Linked DNA regions of Homo sapiens: region 2 is linked to region 1. A link is an interaction called in ENCODE POLR2A ChIA-PET data of the cell type or tissue named here. Cell type or tissue: OCI-LY7. All regions are shown on one strand. Links, peaks and the distances in the headings refer to the core of each region. The heading gives the core; the rest is flanking DNA. Region 1 overlaps TMEM94 (transmembrane protein 94). Region 2 overlaps SLC25A19 (solute carrier family 25 member 19).

The links. Peaks named below come from ENCODE experiments on the same cell type or tissue, not always from the same donor. Only the 100,000 strongest peaks of a DNase experiment are listed, where the experiment ranks them.
Region 2: POLR2A ChIA-PET joins it to region 1 with 11 read pairs; 5 of 35 experiments call an interaction of 5 or more read pairs at or near these places.

The regions. Positions count from the first base shown.
Region 1 is chr17:75,484,547-75,489,911 of GRCh38, forward strand. It overlaps TMEM94 (transmembrane protein 94), which reads left to right. Exons shown (of 32, transcript NM_014738.6): 3 at 882-1,001; 4 at 1,325-1,452; 5 at 1,744-1,880; 6 at 3,386-3,588; 7 at 4,213-4,364; 8 at 4,720-4,822; 9 at 5,030-5,116. Among named protein-coding and RNA genes, the nearest start is that of MIR6785, 11 kb to the right of the region's middle. RefSeq lists an enhancer at 3,521-3,570. In OCI-LY7, for the core only: a CTCF peak has its summit at 2,938 (motif pointing left); DNase peaks (open chromatin) are centred at 2,985 and 3,305; H3K4me3 peaks cover 867 bases; H3K27ac peaks cover 1,385 bases.
Region 2 is chr17:75,278,059-75,283,423 of GRCh38, forward strand. It overlaps SLC25A19 (solute carrier family 25 member 19), which reads right to left. Exons shown (of 8, transcript NM_001126121.2): 5 at 5,365; 6 at 94-277. Among named protein-coding and RNA genes, the nearest start is that of SLC25A19, 8.7 kb to the right of the region's middle. In OCI-LY7, for the core only: no CTCF peak of the experiment used is centred there; no DNase peak of the experiment used is centred there.

The sequences.
Region 1 (5,365 bases), core at 279-5,278:
TGCCCAGCTAATTTTTTCTTTCTGATTTTTTGTACAGATGGGGTTCCTCTATGTTGCCCAGACTAGTCTTTAACTCTTAGGTTCGAGTGATCCACCTGCCTCCACCTCCCAAAGTGCTGGGATTACAGGTGTGAGCCACCACGCCTGGCCAAAAGATAGCATCTCTATGTTAGTTTCCCTCTCTCCATTTAAAAAAAGATATATTTTAGGCCAGGCACAGTGGCTCACGCCAGTCATCCCAGCACTTTGGGAGGCCAAGGCGGGCAGATCACTTGAGGTCAGGAGTTCAAGACCAGCCTGGCCAACATGATGAAACCTCGTCTCCACTAAAAGTACAAAAAATTAGCCCGACATGGTGGTGTGTGCCTGTAATCCCAGCTACTCGGGAGGCTGAGGCGGGAGAATCACCAGAACCCGGGAGGCAGAGGTTGCAGTGAGCCGAGATCGTGCCACTGCACTCCAGCCTAGGAGACTAAGCAAGACTCTATCTAAAAAAAAAAAAAAAAATTGTCCATGCAATCAAAGACTGGCCCCCTTGCAATAAATTGGGAGATCAGTGGTGAGCACAGCCTGGGTGGGCAGGGAGCTCGCCAGGGGCAGTGGGGAAAGTGAGTTGGGGAACATGGAATAAAAGAAAAAGTTGTTTTGTTTTTTAATTTGGCTGTAAAGAGTAGGGTAGGAGGCTGTGCACTTGAACAGTTTGTAATTTGGTGGAGATGGACATGGTCACACCTTGAGAGGCCAGAGCTGGTAGGGGAAGAGATGTGAGGATCCCAGAGGAGGGGAAGGATGAAGGGCCAGGGAAGGGGAGGGTTGGGGCCCGCGTGCCTTGCATAGCCTTGGCCTGGCAGTGACGCCCAGCGCCTCCTGCTTGCCTGCAGGGCGAGCCTCCCTCAGCCCTGGGCCTGTCCACGCGGAAGGCCCTCAGCGTCCTGAAGGAGCAGCTGGAGGCAGTGCTGGAAGGACATCTCAGGGAGCGGAAGAAGTGTCTGACGTGGAAGGTGAAGCTTCTTCTCGGGGCTACCAGGGCCTGGCTGGGATGGCAGGGAAGTGTGGGAGGCCCCTTCTCAGGACTCTGATGTACCCTGTCACCCTGGACAGTGTGACCCAACTGAGGCCTCATGAAATATCAGAAAGAAGCCAAGGTTCCCCTCAGAGTGGCTCCTGAGCCTGCTTGCTGCAGGAGCCCAACAGGCTGGAGCCCAGCCGAGGTCAAAGAGAGGGGACCAAGGCGGCCATGGGGGCTGGGAAGGGTGCCGGGGGAGGCAGCCAGATTGGAGTGGGACAGGCCTCTCATTGTCCCCTCCCTGTCCGAACTTCCCAGGAGGTGTGGAGAAGCAGCTTCCTCCACCACAGTAACCGCTGCTCCTGCTTCCACTGGCCGGGGGCCTCACTCATGCTACTGGCCGTGCTGCTGCTGCTGGGCTGCTGCGGGGGACAGCCAGCCGGGAGGTGTGCGCCCAGGGGCTGCTCCCCAACCTCTCCAGCTGTGCTGTCCATCCTGCCGCGGCACCTGGGACAGACCAGGGCTCTTGGGGGCTGTCACCCCCAAGCTGCTCCTGGGATGTAAGGGAACCTCCTCAGTCCCTTGAATGGGGTCAGAGGCCTAGCTGGTGTCAGGGCACCAGAACGGGACAGTCTTTCCACAAGGGACTGGGGTGGGAAGGGGAGCTGTGGCCTGGGGGCTGCTGGGTGGGCGAGCCCTCACTCCCTGTGGGTGCGGCCTCTCTTTCCTCCCACCAGCCGTGGGGTGGGGCTGGTGAATGCCTCGGCCTTGTTCCTGTTACTGCTTCTCAACCTTGTGCTCATCGGGCGGCAAGACCGGCTGAAGCGTCGGGAGGTAGAGCGGAGGCTGCGAGGGATCATTGACCAAATCCAAGGTGAGGTCAAGGGCAGGCATATTGGTGGGAAAAGATGACCGGACATATCAGAGCCCTGAGGGCTCCCCTCCTGCACCCCAGCACAGACGGGTTGCCTGTGGCCAGCATTGCAGGGGCTCTTGTCATCTGGGGAGTTAGAAGGATGCCCACTCTCTTTTGAGCAGGGCAGTGAGAGCTGTGGGATGGTGGTGGGTGCCCAGGCAGAGGGCTGGGCAGGCAGGAAGGCCAACAGTGGCAGGTGGGCTTGCAGGCTGGCTCACGTTGGGAAACCAACAGGGAAGTCCTCTCACATGGCAGGAGGATGATTGAAGTTTTCTCGTTCAAGTCCATCTTGTCTGGTGTACTGTGCTGGGAGACATGGGAAGGTGGGCAGACATACCTGCAGGAATTGGGGTGGGGTAGGGGCCGGGAGCCTGAGATGGAGCAGCCCAGCTCCAAAAGGGAGGGGAGTGGCTTGGATTTCTGCTTGGCCTTTCATTCAGGCGGTGTTTATGAAGCTTGGCTGCGGATTGAGGGTTGTTGAGGCTCTTTTGAGGGACGGTGGCTCCTGCTGTCCAGGGGCATGTGGTGCTGTGGGAGAAGCAGCACCCACTCATGAGACCTTTCTCCAACAGACCTGGGCAGTGGACGTTTAGATGCTAAGTGAGTTTGTCCTTTCGTTCTGAGATGGTTAATTGCCACCATGTGCCAGGCACTGGGAGTGCAATGGTGATGGCAAAAGATGGGCCCTGCTTTCCGGAGCTTAGTCTCCTGCCCAGGAGCATCAGTGGCTCCCTTTTGCTTATGGAAGCCATCCCAGAGGCACGAGTGGCCTCCCAGAGCCTCCAACACAGGCTCACCTTCCTCTCCAGCCTCTTCTCTTCCTCCTCATTCTGATGCTGAAACTACTCACCAGTCCTAGGCCCACTGTGTATCAGCCTCTGCCTCTGTGCCTCTCTCCACTGTTCTCTGCTGGTGAGCTTCTCCCTCACTCATCTCCAGCTGACAAAACCATTCTTCCAGGCCCATCCCCAGTGCTTCCTCTTTCAGGAAGCCACCTCTGATCGCCCCAGCAAATCGGTTTGCTCCCTCTTCTGGACTCCTGCAGCACAGGGATCTTTGTTAATGCTTAGCCGTGTTTGCCTTGTTTGGCGTTATCTGTCCACATGTCTCATCTGCCCCACTGGGTTGTGGCTCCTTGAGGAGCTATGTTGTTGTCTCCACCTTGCACCCCTCACAGGCCCTCTGCAATGTTTGTGAAGTGTATCTGAATGGGATGGGGGTACAAAGAACGAGAGCTCCAGGTGTTGAGAGGAGGTAGAGGCTCTGGGGCTGGAGTGGCCGGGTAGGGCTTTATAAGGGAGGCATCCTTGAAAGCAGGGAAGTGTTGGAACGAGTGGAGGGGTTTGACGCAGACCTCCTGGGAGAGGAAGTGGGCAGACAGTGCTTCCGGAAGTGCTGCTGTATCTGACTGGGGGGCAGGGCCGTGGCTGAGAGGGTTGTTTCCCTCTTTCCATTCCCCTCAGATGCCCTCAGGGATGGCAGGGAGATCCAGTGGCCCAGTGCCATGTATCCAGACCTCCACATGCCTTTTGCGCCATCCTGGTCCTTGCACTGGGCCTACAGAGACGGACACCTGGTCAACCTGCCAGTCAGCCTGCTGGTTGAAGGAGACATCATAGCTTTGAGGCCTGGCCAGGAATCGTTTGCTTCTCTGAGGGGGATCAAGGTAGCTTGAGGCTTTCCTTCTCCCTTGGAAATGCGGTGGGAACATCCACAGGCAACGATGGGAGGGTCCCCAGACTTCATCCGGAAGCTTCCCGGCCAGCTTACTGGCTTTTTGGCAGAGGCTCTGGAACATCTTCCTCCACCCTGCTGTTCTTTTTTTTGAAACAGGGTCTCACCCTGTCGCCCAGGCTGGAGTGCAGTGGCACGATCTCAACTCACTGAAGCCTCTGCCTCCTGGGTTCAAGCGATTCTCCCACCTCAGCCTCCCCAGTAGCTGGGATTACAGGCACATGCCACCACACCTCAACTGGCTTATTTTTTATTTTTTGGTAGAGATGGGGTTTCGGCATGTTGGCCAGGCTGGTTTCGAACTCCTGACCTCAGGTGATCCACCTGCCTTGGCCTCCCAAAGTGCTGGAATTACAGGTGTGAGCCACCACGCCTGGCCCCCTGTGCTGTTCTTTATTCTCGCTAAAAGTCTAGTCCCACAGGCCCTGTCCCAGTGGACTCTGGGCTAACTGATGGCTCCTAACCCCAGCGAATGTCTGTACTTAGATGAATTGTCCAGGAAGAGTGGCCTCTGATAGGACCCTCTCGTTCCCACTCTCCCACTTGCTGCCGGCAGGATGACGAGCACATCGTCCTGGAGCCGGGAGACCTCTTCCCCCCCTTCTCCCCTCCACCCTCACCCCGGGGAGAAGTGGAGAGAGGGCCACAGAGCCCCCAGCAGCACCGGCTTTTCCGTGTCCTTGAGACCCCTGTGATTGACAACATCAGGTAGGGGTGCTGCCCCGCCTCCTCCTGTCCCTGGTGTCTTCTGTGAAGAGGGGAATGGGACTGACAAGGAAGGGGCCCCGTTCATCTCGAGGTTCTCTTGAGGGCAGGCATCTCCTTAGGCTCCTGTCCTTAACATCTTGTGAGAATTCTTAGACTGAGTGGTGCCCTCTCCCAGTCTCTACTCTGAGGGGACAGCTCTGGAGGTGAACACGGGCTAGGGCCAGGGCAGAGCGTGGAACTGCAGGACTCACGGTGCTTGAAGAAGCGGTATCTGGCAGAGAGGCCCAGAATCCTCCCAAGGTGTAGGTTTCTAGCCTCTCTGCCAAGTGAGACTGACAGTCACTTCTTTCTGCAGATGGTGCCTGGACATGGCCCTGTCCCGACCAGTCACTGCCCTGGACAATGAGCGGTTCACAGTGCAGTCGGTGATGCTACACTATGCTGTGCCCGTGGTCCTGGTGCGTGTGGCGGGGCTGTGCGGGGCTGCATGGGGCAGAGGAGAGGGCTGGACACGGGGGGGTCTCAGGGCCACTCACATGAGCGGGAGTGAATGCAGAGGGTCCCAGAGTGAGCCAGCCTGTGGAGTAGCAAAGGAAGGGGAACGGCAGTGCCTGGGTCCCTCTAGAGGGGCGGGGTCAAGGCTGTGCCTCTGCTGTTCCCAACAGGCCGGCTTCCTCATCACCAATGCCCTGCGCTTCATCTTCAGTGCCCCGGGGGTCACTTCCTGGCAGTACACCCTCCTCCAGCTCCAGGCAAGGACCACCCTGTCCTCTCTGTCATGCTTCCCTCCGACCCGCAGGGCTGGCTCTTCTCCTAGTACCCTGGCTGTCCCTCCCTCTCTGCAGCCCAGAGGTCCCCTCACGCTTCAGCTTAAGAACACCTCTTTCCAGCTGGGCGTGGGGACTCAGGCCTGTAATCCAAGCACTTTGGGAGGCCACGGCAGGCAGATCATGAGGTCAAGAGATCGAGACCATCCTGGCCAATATGGTGAAACCCCGTCT
Region 2 (5,365 bases), core at 1-5,000, 210 kb before region 1:
CGGACAGGAGAACTTTAGCTCCTTTGTGATTTGGAAGGGGGTGTTCTGGTGGCTGGGGTGGGAGGGCTCCCTCTCGTGTGAGGGCTGCCTCACCATTTTTCTTTCCTTCGGCTGGTATGGCCCACTTGTACAGGTGCTTCAAGGAGCTGTAGCAAGAGAACTGCAGCCCGGCGTAGGGGAAGATGGCGATCAAGGTGGGAGCCAAGCCTTTGTAGAAAACCTGGGGGCCTTCGCTCCTATACATGGTCCCCACGGCGTGGCGCAGCGTATTATAGACCTGGACACACACACGCACTTTGAATGAGCTCAGTGAAGTGGTTTTAGCCCTGGAACAGCCCATCATAGCTCTGTCCCCTCGCCTAAAATACCAGCTACCAGGAGCGAAACTCCTCCTGCCAGGAAGACAGTCAAGGGAAACGCTGGACAGAGATTCGAAGGATGGCATTTTCCAGAAACTCCCCCTTCTACACATGTATACCACTGTTATATCCACAGGTGTGCACAAAAGTATGTGTCCAGGAGTCACTGCAGCGTCCTGGGGAAGAGCTAAAGACGCGATGTCCATCTGTGGGTGCTGGTTACGTGAATTATGGGACACCAGCTCACGAGAGAATAGTGCAGCTGTTAAAACAGGAAGGTGAGGCCAGGCGCGGTGGCTCACGCCTGTAATCCCAGCACTTTGGGGAGGCTGAGGCAGGCAGATCACTTGAGGCCAGGAGTTTGAGACCAGCCTGGCCAACATGGCGAAAGCCCATCTCTACTAAAAATACAAAAATTAGCTGGGGGTGGTGGCTCATGCCTGTAATCCCAGCTTCTTGGGAGGCTGAGGCACAAGAATTGCTTGAACCTGGGAGGCGGAGGTTGCAGTGAGCTGAGATTGTACCACGGCACTCCAACCTGGGTGACAGGCGGAGACTCTGTCTCAAAAACATAAATAAATAAATAAATAAATAAATAAATAAATAAATAATAAAAATAAAGTAGAGAGGAGGTCTTGCTATGTTGCCCAAACTGGTCTCGAACTCCTGACCTCAAGTGATCCTTCCTCCTTGGCCTCCCAAAGTGCTGGGATTACAGGCATGAGCCACTGCACCCGGCCAAGCATGTTACTTAGAATTATGGAAGGAAATAATCAAAGAAACAACTATAAGTAGTAAAAGTAGTCGCCTCTGGGGATCGGAATCAGGGAGCGGCTGGGTATTTTTTAAAATTATAATTCATGAAGAACTGTCTTTGTAACCTTGATACATCTTATATGTTGTAAAATTTTTTATCGTTCAAGATCATGTTTATAATATGGTTGTGACTAGTCTTAAGGCAGGTGGAGAGTCTTGTAGGTTTTAACCACATCTCTTCCCCTCACTTTCATGACCAGATATTCTCTGATCATTCTAGAATCTAAAATCCAACATGTCAATAGTTGAAGCTAGAGGTAATATGCTATTATCTTTTTTTTTTTTTTTTTTTGAGACGAAGTCTTGCTATGTTGCCTAGGCTGGAGTTGCCTAGGCACAATCTTGGCTCACTGCAGCCCCCACCTCCCAGGTTCAAGCGATTGTCCTGCCTCAGACCCCCGAGTAGCTGTGATTATAGGCACCTGACACCACGCCCAACTAATTTTTGTATTTTTAGTAGAGACGGGGTTTCATCATGTTGGCCAGGATGATCTCGATCTCCTGACCTTGTGATCCGCCCGCCTTGGCCTCCCAAAGTGCTGGGATTACAGGCGAGAGCCATCGCGCCCAGCCCAATTCTTTGTTTTTTTTGAGACAGGATATCTCACTTTGTTGTTTGGGCTGGAGTGCAATGGTGCAATCATGGCTCACTCTCCAGGCTCAAGCAATCCTCTCAACTCAATCTTCCAAGTAGCTGGGACTACAGGTGCACACCACCATGCCTGGCTAATTTTTTTGTATTTTGTAGAGAGCCATGTTGCCCACATCAAACTCTTAAACAAATTATCCTTCCTTTCCCACTAACAGTATCCTAAAGCAGAGTTGAGACAGTGGAAAAATTATTGTTTATAAGCCAGGTCTGGTGGCTCAGCCTTGTAATCACAGCACTTTGGGAAGCCAAGGCAGGAGGATCACTTGAGCCTAGGAGTTCGAGAACAGCCTGGGCAACATGGTGAATGAAACTCCATCTCTACAAAAAATACAAAAATTAGCCAGGTGTGGTACCAAGTGCCTATGGTCCCAGCTACTTGGGAGGCTGAGGTGGGAGGATTGCTTGACCCCAGGAGGTGGAGGCTGCAGTGAGCTGTAATCATACCCCTATACTTCAGCCTGGATGACAGAGTGAGACTCTGCCTTAAAAATAAAGAAAAAAAGCCCAGGCATGGTGACTCATGCCTGTAATCCCAGCACTTTGGGAGGCTCAGGTGGGCGGATCACTTGAGGCCAGCAGTTCCAGACCAGCCTGGCCAACATGTCAAAATCCCATCTCTACTAAAAATATAAAAATTAGCCAGGCATGGCCAGGCGCGGTGGCTCACGCCTGTAATCTTAGCACTTTGGGAGGCAGAGATGGGTGGATCACAAGGTCAGGAGTTCAAGACCAGCCTGGCCAACATGGCAAAACCCCGTCTCTACTAAAAATACAAAAATTAGCCAGGCGCGGTGGTGGGCGCCTGTAATCCCAACTACTTGGGAGGCTGAGGCGGGAGAATCACTTAAAACTGGGGGTGGAGCTTGCAGCCTCAGCGACAGAGTGAGACTTCATCTGAAAAAAAAATTAGCTGGGCATGGTAGCGGACCTGTAGTCCCAGCTGCTTGGGAGGCTGAGGCATGAGAATCACTTGAATCTGGGAGGCGGTCACAGTGAGCTGAGATTGTGCCTCCAGACTGGGCGACAGAGCCATACTCCGTCTCAAAAACAAACAAACAACAACCAAAAAAAAAAAAAAAAACCAGGAGTTCAAGACCAGCCTGAGCCTGAGCAACATAATGAGACCCTGCCCCTACAAAAAATAAAAAAATAAAAAATTAGTCAGGTGTGATGGCACACACCTGTGGTCTTAGCTACTTGAGAGGTTGAGGCAGGAAGATTGCTTGAGCCCAGGAGTTCGAAGCTGCAGCAAGCTATTGCAGCCATTGTACTCCAGCCTGGGTGACAGATCAAGACCCTGTCTCAAAAAATATATATAAATAATAACAATAAAATTATTCTTTCTTGGTTGAGAACACACAGACACACATACATATGATGCTATTCTTAAATATGTCCAGGAAACAGAGATCATGGTGGGGAGGTCTATTTCAGGATTTAATCCCTTGTTTTCACTCAGTAAATTCTTCCTCGAGTCTATCCCATTTCCACCAGCCCATTCTTTGTGGAAACCAAAGACACTCGCAATTGGCCGGGCGTGGTGGCTCATGCCTGGAATCCCAGCACTTTGGGAGACAGAGGCCAGGGGATCACCTGAAGTCAAGAGTTTGAGACCAGCCTGGCCGACATGGTGAAACCCTGTCTCTACGAAAAATATAAAAATTAGCCGGACATGGCATCACGTGCCTGTAATCCCAGCTACTCAGGAGGCTGAGACAGGAGAATCGCTTGAACCCAGGAGGCAGAGGTTACAGTGAGCTGAGATTGCGCCACTGCACTCTAGCCTGAGCAACAAAGTGAGACTGTCTCAAAAAACCAACCAACCAAACAAACAAAAAAACAAAGACGCTCTCATAATAATCCAGCAATAAATTCTCAAGTGGGCAGTCCTTGATCCAGCCCACTGCTGGGTAATTATTTGTTCTGTTTCATAGCAGTAGGTTCTGTCTTCCAGGGAGGCTGTGAGCTCCTTTGAGGCAGGGACATAGAGCACCCCGCACAGTGCTGCCCACAGTCATGGGTTTTACAAACTGACTGCCAGACAAACTGAAAACCCGAACCTCTCCCAGCTTTGCTTTCTGCAAGGACAAGAACTCAACCTCTGCCGAGTGCGGTGGCTCATGCCTGTAATCCCAGCATTTTGGGAGGCCGAGGCGGGCAGACGGCTTGAGCTCAAGAGTTCAAGACCAGACTGGGCAACATGACGAAACCCCGTCTCTAAAAAAATACAAAACTCAGCCAGGTGTAGTCTCAGCTACCGGGGAGGCTGAGGCAGAAGGATCACTTGATCCCAGGAGGTCGAGGCTTCAGTGAGCAGTGATCATGCCACTGCACTGCAGCCTAGGCAACAAAACAAGACACTGTCTCAAAAAATATATATATAGGCCAGGTGCGGTGGCTCACGCCTGTAATCCTAGCACTTTGGGAGGCCGAGGCGGGTGGATCACCTGAGATCAGGAGTTCAAGACCAGCCTGCTAACATGGCGAAACTCTGTCTCTACTAAAAGTACAAAAAATAGCTGGGCATGATGGCAGGCGCCTGTAATCCCAGCTACTGGGAGGCGGAGGCAGGAGAACTGCTTGAAATCAGGAGGCAGAGGTTGCAGTGAGCCGAGATCTGGCCATTGCATTCCAGCCTGGGCAATAAGAGCGAGACTCCGTCTCTTGAAAAAAATAAAAATAAAAATAGGTCGGGCACGGTGGCTCACGCCTGTAATCCCAGTACTTTGGGAGGCCGAGGCAGGCGGATCACGAGGTCAGGAGATCGAGACCATCCTGTGACTGGTGAAACCCTGTCTCTACTAAAAATACAAAAAATTAGCTGGGCGTGGTGGCGGGCACCTGTAGTCCCAGCTACTCGGGAGGCTGAGGAGGGAGAATGGCGTGAACCCAGGAGGCGGAGCTTGCAGTAGCCGAGACTGTGCCACTGCACTCCAGCCCGGGCGACAGAGTGAGACTCTGTCTCAAAAAAAATAAATAAATAACTAAAAATAAAAATAAAAATAAAAATCATATATTTAAAAAAAACATGCTTATCAAATAAAAGAAAAAAATAGATCGCACCACTGCACTCCAGCCTGGCAACAGAGCGAGACTCTGTCTCAAAATAAATAAATAAATAAATAAAAAATAGGCCGGGCGCAGTGGCTCATGCCTGTAATCCTAGCACTTTGGGAGGCCGAGGCGGGCGGATCGTGAGGTCAGGAGATCGAGACCATCCTGGCTAACATGGTGAAACCCCGTCTCTACTAAAAATACAAAAAAAATTAGCCAGGCGTGGTGGCGGGTGCCTGTAATCCCAGCTACTCGGGAGGCTGAGGCAGGAGAATCGCTTGAACTCGGGAGGTGGAGCTTGCAGTAAGCCAAGATCGCACCACTGCACTCCAGCCTGCATGACAGAGCGAGATTCTGTCTCAAACAAAACAAAACAGAACAAAACAAAAATAAATAAATAAATAAATAAAAAATAAAGAATGCTACCCCTGTGACAACACCTTCCTTATTTGGGCTTCCCCGGTCTGGCTCCTGGCCACTCACC